2 separate regions of the Homo sapiens genome follow, and region 2 is linked to region 1. A link is an interaction called in ENCODE POLR2A ChIA-PET data of the cell type or tissue named here. Cell type or tissue: GM12878. All regions are shown on one strand. Region 1 overlaps CCDC88C (coiled-coil domain containing 88C). Region 2 overlaps PPP4R3A (protein phosphatase 4 regulatory subunit 3A).

Evidence for each region. Peaks named below come from ENCODE experiments on the same cell type or tissue, not always from the same donor. Only the 100,000 strongest peaks of a DNase experiment are listed, where the experiment ranks them.
Region 2: POLR2A ChIA-PET joins it to region 1 with 5 read pairs; 4 of 35 experiments call an interaction of 5 or more read pairs at or near these places.

What each region holds. Positions count from the first base shown.
Region 1 is chr14:91,390,569-91,395,568 of GRCh38, reverse strand. All of the region lies in intron 3 of CCDC88C (coiled-coil domain containing 88C), which reads left to right. All of the region lies in intron 1 of LOC105370624 (a long non-coding RNA gene), which reads left to right. Among named protein-coding and RNA genes, the nearest start is that of CCDC88C, 25 kb to the left of the region's middle. In GM12878, no CTCF peak of the experiment used is centred here; no DNase peak of the experiment used is centred here; H3K4me3 peaks cover 543 bases; H3K27ac peaks cover 2,848 bases.
Region 2 is chr14:91,474,274-91,479,273 of GRCh38, reverse strand. It overlaps PPP4R3A (protein phosphatase 4 regulatory subunit 3A), which reads left to right. Exons shown (of 15, transcript NM_001366432.2): 5 at 2,288-2,365; 6 at 2,750-2,866; 7 at 3,308-3,463. Among named protein-coding and RNA genes, the nearest start is that of PPP4R3A, 34 kb to the left of the region's middle. In GM12878, no CTCF peak of the experiment used is centred here; no DNase peak of the experiment used is centred here.

The DNA of each region.
Region 1 (5,000 bases):
AAAAGTGAAGCCAGAGAACAAGGTGGAATGGGAGGTGGGAAGGCAGGAATGATGAGAGCTCTGCCACTGTGTCAGCTTGGGTCCCTGAACGCTTTCCCTGGTCCAGAAGCTTGTGTTCACTGTTCCCAGCAGTGTGACTTAGGGTGCATCGTCCAACCTCACCTGTAGAGCAGGGGTAAAAATTACCTTATAGGTGGTTGTGAGGCTCAAATGAGATCACAAGACGTTTCTTTAATCAGTGAATAATAATAGCGACAGCTCTGGGTCCCAGGCTGACTCTGCAGGGGACGTACTTGTTCACCTGTATTCTGCAGGCGGAGGGGGCAGTTACTTGCAGGTAGGGGTCTTGGGAGGCAGGAGACACAAATCCAAATAGAAATGGAAAAACAACCAAGAGCCTCACCATCTGCAGAGGCACAAGGTCGAATGGTGGGTTCCTTTGAGCGTACCCCTCAGATTTGTGGCCTTGGGTAAGTTACTTCATCTCTGAGAGTCTTTCTTATTTGAAAAGTGGAGATATTAATAGTGCCAGCCTGGGAGGGTTGTAGGAGGGGTTCTACAAAGGCCTTGTACTCAGGGGACACGTGGGTGGGAGGGGAGGATGCCCACCCGTCTGGCAGAGGGGTGGCAGGCAGGCCCCCCACCCAAGGCCCGTCCCCTGGCCACTCTGTGTTCATTTGTTACTGAGCGGATTATCCAAGGACCCCTCCCGGAGTAATGCGCTCTGATTCATTTGGATTAATCTTGCGAGTGTGCACGTGTGCCTGTCTCTAGCCCTGCACGTTTTTCTCCTGTATGATCGTTTTATTTTAAGCTGAGTGACTTACACATATTATCTCATCAAAGGAAGCCTCATGATTTTATCCCTCACCAGCAATAGAATTCCTTAAAAGCAGGCACTGAATCTTTCTGTTTGTCTGTCACACCAGCATGGAAATGTGTCTGCCGTCAGTCAGCATGTGTTAATGACAAGATACATAACAACGGAGGCCACCATTCAGTGGAGTAAATAATTCAGAGAATAAGTCATTACAATCAGGGAGCACGGTGTCACACCAGGCCTGGGCCGGGAATCCTGTCTCTAGGTTAAAATGACCCTGCAAAGTGCCCCCGACCTGCTGCCCTTTCTAGACTGTTGAATAATTAGAGGATGGGGCCTGCCTTGTTCCTCTGTGTCCCTGACACATGGCAGGGACCCAGACCCTGACTGTTTAGAGGGTAAACAGGGGTAAACCGGTATGGAGGTGCAATGCAGTGAGGGGGCTGGGCTGGAGCTTAGGGCTCCCCTACTGTTTTCACGCAGACCTGTAGGCTTTTCATGTGGTGTTTGCTTTGTTGATGGAAATGCCATATGTCAGGTACTGGGAGGCTCAGTCCCTGGGGGGTGGAAATTAAATTGATTGTTTTCAACTTTGTCTAGCCAGCTTGGCTCCCCTGAGCATTCTAAGGTTTAGGCTGAATGACTTTAAAATTTTAAGACTAAAATTTTTGCCTCCTTTCCAAACCTTAGTAACCAGACAGGCTCACCTTCTGCCCAGCAAGTCAGATTTACGTGCCTTTAAAGTGTGGAATTGTGGCTACTTAAAGGACAGAAACTCCGGAGCAGCTGGCACTTTTTGTGCTCAATTGGTCTTCTAGCACCCTGTTTTTAGGGTGAGAATTTGTGGCATTCAGATTTTACGGAGTAGAGCTCATGAAGTTGATTTCTTTTTTTTGAGACGGAGTCTCGCTCTGTCGCCCAGGCTGGAGTGCAGTGGTGCGATCTCGGCTCACTGCAACCTCTGTCTCCCAGGTTCAAGCAATTCTCCTGCCTCAGCCTCCTGAGTAACTGGGATTACAGGCATGGGCCACCATGCCCGGCTAATTTGGTATTTTTTAGTAGAGATGGGGTTTCACCATGTTGGACAGGCTGGGAAGTTGAATATTTCAGGTGGAAATGGACTAAGTTGCAGAGGCGAGTATCCCAAGCTTAGATGCCAGAAGAAGGAAGCGTTGGTGGTTTCTGAGAACTCTGGGCTATTTTGATAACCACCTGGGGCAGTTAATCCAAAACAGGTAGTCCAGACCTTCAGAGGAAGCCAGATCGGGGCTGAGGTGTGGGCCGTCTGGGAGGGCGCTTCTGTCTGTACCCCTTCTCCTACCTTGCCCTTGTTTCTTCCTTCGGGAGGTAGAATTCGCTCAGGTTGCCTCTGCCTCATCTGCCCCTCTGCCTGCAGGGCTGGGGGTTTAGGGGGTGGGGGGGCTCCCATCCTACTTGCGGACAGAATAGCTGGCACCTGGACCTGTCATCTCCCAGCTCAGCCTCTCCCGGGGCAGCTCCTCTTGTCCTCCAGGGCTGCCCTGACACTGGTGTGACCTGGGGCAAGCGGCCCAACCCCTCCTAGCCTGTTCCTCTTTTGTCAGATGGGGGTGATGACTGCACTCCCCTCCCTGGGTTGCAGTGATTCTGAGAGAGCCAGTGAGCGATTGGTGCCTGGGAAATGCCCAGCCCAGTGCCCAGGGGCCGTTTCCGGGAGCGGACTCCGGTACTGTCTCTCCCTCTCCCGCTGCCTCACACGTCCTGTCCTTGCAGTTTCTCCTTCCCCAGCACCTTTCCTTTTTCGCTATGTGAGGCCTTGAGGACTCTCTGGAATTTAACATCATTATCGCCGTCATCACACCCCTGGCCCTGACTTGTTTTCTCTGTGTCCCACCCTACATTGCAGACTCACTCAGGGCGGGGACTCCGGCAGCCTCTGCCTCTCCCAGGAAGTGCAGTGAGGGGGCTCAGTGAGAGTGAGGGGTGCAGTGAGAGTGAGGGGCGCGGTGAGAGTGAGGGGCGTGGTGAGAGTGAGGGGGCTCAGTGAGGGGTTGCAGTGAGGGGCCGCCCTTGCTGGGGTCCCTGGTGCTGCCTTCAAGAACTCCAAAGGGCCAGGTCCTCGGGCTGGGCTGGGCTTTAAAATGTTCCTTCTTTTATGCATCGCTGGTATGGAAACCCTGGGTTATTATCGGCTCTGGGTTTAAAAGATGAGGTAAATTGATTTCTAAAGGCAAAGCCACTTTGACAAGCCTTTTGATCTCATTCCTTTTGAACAGAAAGGAATTGGAAATGTGACCAGCTGAAGCCTCTCTCGTTTCTCTTTCCCCTTGAAAAGGTTCTCCTCCTCTAGCCCTAATTAAGGTGTCCTTCCCTGCTCTGGGTGGTTGAAGCCAGCCCCTCGGAGCTCCATGTCCACCGACTCCCACCTCTAGGTTTCCTGGATAGGGATTTTTGTTGTTGCTTTTGTTTTGTTTTGGCAGGGTTGGGGGTGGCATGTAGGAAAGGGTGATCTGAAGCCAGAGTTTATAGAGCATGTTAAGTTCTGGGTCTGTTTGAACTCCTCCTAGGTACAGGTTCAGGAAGGGAGAGCTGGAACCTCTGGAGGTGGCCGTGTTCGTGGGAACAGGGTCAGTGGGAGCAGCTGTCATGGTGGCCATGGGAGCTGCTACCCTGGAGGCCCCAGAGGCACTAGAGAGTCAGGAACAGCCAAATGGAGCCAGGGAGTGAACTCATGAGGCAACTTTGAGATCCAAGTGTATGTTCAGATTTAGTTGGAAAGAGTTTAGAAAGTAGCTGGATTGCGTCACTGCACTCCAGCCTGGGCGACAGAGCAAGACTCCGTCTCCAAAAAAAAAGAAAGTAGCTGGAAAGCGGACTTTCAGCTCCAGAGTAGAGTAAAAATTTTAAAAACAAGAAAAAGGAATATAGTACACTCAGGAACATGTAACTTCTGGTCTTTTAGGAAGCTGCCTCTTTTTTCTTTTTCTTTTTGAGACGGAGTCTTGCTCTGTCACCCAGGCTGGAGTACAGTGGCATGATCTCAGCTCACTGCAGCCTCAGCCCCCTGGGATCAAGCGATTCTCCTGCCTCAGCCTCCCGAGTAGCTGGGATTACAGGCACACGCCACCACGCCTGGATAATTTTTGTATTTTTGGTAGAGACGGGGTTTCACCATGTTGGCCAGGCTGGTCTCAAACTCCTGACCTCGAGTGATCTGCCCGCCTCGGCCTCCCAAAGTGCTGGGATTACAGGTGTGAGTCACTGTGCCCGGCCTACTTCTGACTTTTAAAAAGCAAGAAACACAGAGAGTTATTTGTGTAAGGGGTACAGAATTTCAGTTCTGCAAGATGAAAAGAGTTCTAGAAATGGATGGTGGGGATGGTTGCACAACAGCATAAATGTATTTAATGCCACTGAACTGTACACTTAAAACTTAACCATTTTAAGCTTTTTTTTAGGTTATGCATATTTTACCACAATTAAAAACGGGCACCCAGTGGGTTTTTTTTTTTGTTTTGTTTTGTTTTTAGCAGGAAGAGAGTTTGTACTGTGAGGATGATGGTAAACTAAAAGAACTGTGTTCTGCATTCCCTGGGTCCAGCATGAGGCTCAACACACAGGTGCCAGTGAATGGGCAAGCTTCTCAGGCTTCTAGAACATTCTGGTGTGTGGCTGCCATTGTGTTAAGCGCTTGGTGTTGAAGGCAGTGGGTGTTAGGACTGCTGCTAAGAATCCTTACTTCCTTCCCATTTCAGTCTTCACCTTCACTAGGTGGCATTTATTCTCATCTCAAAGATGAGGAGACAGAAGTTCAGAGAAACCAAGGACCCTGGGAACCTTGTCCCAGAGCCCAAGACCTTAAAACAAGGAAGTGGTGAGCCTGAGGACCGAATCCATGTTCTTCCTTTCTGGAGACCCCTGTCCTCTGCGCTCTCTGGTTCTGATAGGTGATGGGAGACCAGGTAAAGGAAGTGGGGTGCTTCCACCCCATTCTCTGGGCTTTGGAATCTGTTGTTTGGGTTTTTTTTTCTTTGTAACTCCCTTAGGCTCTGGGAATCCTGTAATAGGATGGGACCAGCCACTGGCTTTTCGCATGTGTACCTGGAAGGCGACTTTGGTATGGCCACTGGCCACTGGGAAGGTGCAGTGGGCTGGCCATGGACTTTGCCTCCTGGTGACCCACAACACTGACTTGGAACAG
Region 2 (5,000 bases), 84 kb before region 1:
GCCTGTGGTATTGTAAGAATAATAGGTCTTTGGGAGACTGAGGTGGGTGGATCACTTGAGGTCGGGAGTTCGAGACCAGCCTGACCAACATGGCAAAACCTCGTCTCTACTAAAACTACAAAAATTAGCCAGGCGTGATGGTGGACACCTGTAATCCCAGCTGCTCAGGAGAATGAGGCAGGAGAATCGCTTGAATCCAGGAGGCAGAGGCACATGCCTGTAATCCCAGTTACTCCAGAGGCTGAGACAGGAGAATCATTTGCACCTGGTAGGCAGAGGTTGCATTGAGCCAAGGTCGCACCGCTGCAGATAAGTGTAATATGACTTGGAAGATCTTTTAAGACTTTACCTCAGGTGTATAAGTAAAATTTATTTGAAACCTGAATTTGTTAAGTATAGAAAGGAAGACAATAAATGTAGTAAGAGCTGCCTGGTAGCACACATTACATATAAAGCAGTATGTTTAATCATGTCTGTTCCTGTTTAGAAAATTTTGTATTTCTAAAATATTAGCCAGTGATAGGCAAAAAAAGGAAAAGTATGAACTAAAATACTGAGTTCTCCTGATCCTTTTCTTTAGCTCCATATGGTTCTGTTTTTGTTATGTGGGGATTTGTCACTTCTGTGTTTTCTTGGTCTTCATACATGTAAAATGCCAGTTTTATTCATTAAGTATGAATAATTTCAAGTTGTTAAATCTTTGCTTCCCTGTAATGTGCTTTGTAAAATACTGGCTGCCAATATGTCTGTTTCTCTTGATGCTGGACACTTCTATCCAAAGTGCTGCTGTGAAGGCTGTAGCATTTTACAAATGTTTTGGCAAGAAGTGATTGAGGTACAGTTTAATGCAGGTTCCTGCCCACTTTGTATAGCCCCATGCACACAAAATAAATATCACACCCTCTTAACATTGACTGCTTCCTTTGTAGTACCATAAACATTCTTATTTTCTCTATTTCTGTACCCCCAACTGCAGCAGTTCAGAGAATGTCTTTTTTAACCATTTGATACCCATTTGGTAGAATATAGTATATTGGAGATGTGTCTTGAAATTGGATGCCATTTGGGTAGCAAACATGGTCAAGATCATATTAATGAGGTATGACCTATTTGTTCATTTTAGAAAAAGTAAAGGTGAGAATAACCAAACTAACTTAGTGCCACAGAAGATTTTTCTGGAGCACTCACAACAGTGAATGTGGAGCCAGTAATCTAGTGGGAGCTTGTATATACATCCATGTGTATGTGTATTTAGAGTGAGGCATGTCTAGGGCTTAAGTGGTATTGAATCTACTTCCACTAGCTGAGGTAGTAATTAAAATCTTGGTCGAGCATGGTGGTTCATGTGCGTAATCCCAGCACTTCAGGAGGCCCAGGCCAGTGGATTGCTTGAGGCCACGAGTTCAAGACCAGACTGGCCAACATGACAAAACCCCATCTCTGCTACAAGTACAAAAATTAGCTGGGTGTAGTGGTGTGTGCCTGTAGTCCCAGCTGCTAAGGAGACTGAGACAGGAGAATTGCTTTAACCTGGGAGGCGGAGGTTGCAGTGAGCCGAGATGGCACCACTGTGCTCTACCTGGGTGACAGAGCAAGACTCTGTCTCAAAAAGCAAAACAAAACAAAAGCCAAGATCTTGATGAAAAAATAGTGATGAGAAACATTGACCGGACAATCATGAAGGCTCTGCCACCTTAATTGGGCTTGGGTAAATTTTAAAATCCAAGTCTCAATTATAAAATGAGGAAGTAAAACAAAAAGTTCTAAATTTTGCTTTTTAAATAATTGAGTCATTCTCTGTATCTTTAAAACACTAAAGTAGCTTTGTCTTCATTTTCATTCTCATTTGAGAGGTTGTAGAACTACCTTTTAAAAGTTAATAAGGTTATAAAACCTATGAAAGTGAGGGGTCAGCAAGTGTTGGTCCTGCTATTTTTGTAAGTAATATTTTATTGAAATACAGCCATATCCATTCATTTCCAGTTGTCTGTGACTACTTTCATATTACTGGAGCAGGGTTGAGTACTCGTAGTAGAGATCACATGGGCCGCAAAGCTCAAAATATTTACTACCTGGCCTTTATATAGGCTTAGAAAATAGAGCCTTGACAAAATTTTATACTTTAATAGTGTGGTTTTTCCTTCTGTTAAAAAAAAAAAAAAAGACAGCATTGCCAATACCACCTTTCCTTTTTATAGTTATTGCTGTGTATATTAAAGCATTCCTGAAATTATATTTTAGGACAATCTTAGCATTAACATAATTGCATTTGTCCTTTGTTTCACAGGAAGATGAAAAATTTCTGACAGATTTGTTTGCACAACTAACAGATGAAGCAACAGATGAGGAAAAAAGACAGGAATTGGTAAGAAATTAGATACTATGAAAGGCATAAAAATAAAACAACTGGCCGGGCTTGGTGGCTCACGCCTGTAAATCCCAGCACTTTGGGAGGCCGAGGTGGGTGGATCACGAGGTCAGAAGTTTGAGACCAGCCTGGCGAACATGGCGAAACCCCATCTCTACTAAAAAGTACAAAAATTAGCCAAGCATGGTGGCGGGCACCTGTAATCCTAGCTACTCAGAAGGCTGAGGCAGGAGAATCGCTTGAACTCGGGAGGTGGAGGTTGCAGTGAGCCAAGATCGTGCCATTGCACTCCAGCGTCGGCAACAAGAGCAAGACTCCGTCTCAATAAATAAATAAATAAAATAAACTTTTTATATCACTTATCCTTTTTTCTAATTTCAGGTTAACTTTTTAAAAGAATTTTGTGCGTTTTCCCAAACGCTACAGCCTCAAAACAGAGATGCTTTTTTCAAGACTTTGTCAAACATGGGCATATTACCAGCTTTAGAAGTCATCCTTGTAAGTTTTGTGTCTCCTCATTTTTAATTACCATTTTTTAATCCCAAAATTAATATTTTTAATGCTACATGCAAATATTCTATTATAGCCAATATTTGAAATTAGCTGCGTAGTTCATTAAGTTAAAGAAGCTGTAAAATTCCAATATTAGACAGTTTTCACACAGTATTGAAAGAATGCAGTAAAGGAATTTCCCATAATTTAATGATAGTTTGTCAGCTTTGCAGCTTATTAGCTGAAATGTTAAAATAGGCAAACAAATAAATGATTTAGAAAGTATAATTTTATCCGTACAATAAGAGTTTTATATGCAGAAGAATTTCTTTGACCTTTCTTTTACATTGAAGTTTTTTCATATGTTTTGTTAGGTTTGGATATTTACATAGCTATAGGTTCCGTATTTTTATAAATACAGGAAAAATAAATGTTTTTTGTCTGCAGGGCATGGATGATACACAGGTGCGAAGTGCTGCTACTGATATATTCTCATACTTGGTTGAATATAATCCATCCATGGTACGAGAGTTTGTCATGCAGGAGGCACAACAGAATGATGATGTAAGTAAGAAGTTAACAGAGCAAAAAATAACCAGCAAGGTAAATATTATTTGTACTAATAGTAAGTATTTATACATAGGAAGCTATAACTGTTTTTATTATTCACTTTTAAGATTTAATTGTTGCTGTTTGGGAAAAGTGTAGCCATAATATCAGACAGCTTATTGTTCCCCTAAATTGGTTCCTGTCTCAGTTTATCAATTTGTCCTACAGCAACTATTTATGTTCATTTAAATTGCCTTTTAAAATATTCATGTCAGTTTTTTTTTGTTTTGTTTTGTTTTAATTCTGAAGTCAACTTGCTATATTGTGTTTTTTAAATCATTTAGTCAATCAATTCTTGTATCTGGGGAATTAAGAGTAAGTTACCTAGGAAAACATTGACTTTAGGGTAGATTCTCAAAATCGCCAAGAATGAAGAAATGTAGCACAGTCCCTTAAAATATGAAGGGTGCTGTTTCTTTACTGCCTAGCCATAGAGAACAAGCTGTTACGTTGTTCACAAACACTCACGTTAGCATCTGAGATATACCAGATTTTAAAGTAGTAGAGAATATATCCTGGTAATGTGAAGGGTGCGCCTGGATCACATAGTGCGTGACATGTGAGAGCACTAAATGTGTGTGCTCTCCTTTATTTTAAAATAATTGAACCAATGATTCTGATTTTTTCCTGCTTCCCCCATAACAATTTGGAAGCAACTTTTTACGTAAGAATGAGTAAGAAGGACCTGCTCTCAGGTCCTTCTTAAGGGAGGAGGGGAATAAAGATCCCCTAAGGAAAAAAAAAAAATCTGTTTAGAATTCCAGCCTGTGGTATTTTTACGAAATAGGAAAATAGACTGTCTTACTTTTTGAAAAGATCCTATTTAATGTATTGTGATGTCAAAAGGAAATGGAATGCCATGTAACTGCTATGTTTAAGTTTTTATTTTTATAGTGCAGGATAGGTGCAAAAAAGCACCAGTTTGAACTGTTGTGTCATGTTTTTCTTTTATAAAATATTAACATCGGCCTCAGCAACATAGCAAGACCCTCCTTTAGTACAAAATTAATTTTTAAAACTTAGATATGGTGGCATGCACCCATAGTCCCAGATACTCAGGAGGATGAGAAGGAAGAGTCTCTTAAGACCAGGAGTTTGACTCTGCAGTGAGCTATGATTGCTCCACTGCACTCCAGTCTGGGTGACGAAGCCAGACCCCATCTCAAAAAAAAAAAAAAATTCTTTGAGAACCAAAGTATCTGTATTATTGAAAATAAAGGCTATTGTTGGTCCCATTAACCCATGAGCTGAACATATGAACATGTATTGATATACCTCAAAATACACACAGTAGGACTCTTTTTTTTTCCTGTTTTGCAACAGAATAACATTTCAGTCACTAGGACTCTTGATTCCCACTCTTCTTAATCATCATTTCCATCTACTGTCTGCATTTTCTCTATCCCTTGTCCATCCTGCCTTTGCATACACATAGGCAAGAGCAGGGATTTTCTCACTGAATCCCTCTCAATCTTATTTACTACTTAGGTGAGGAATACCAGTCATAATAGGACCTCAGGAAAACCAGCCA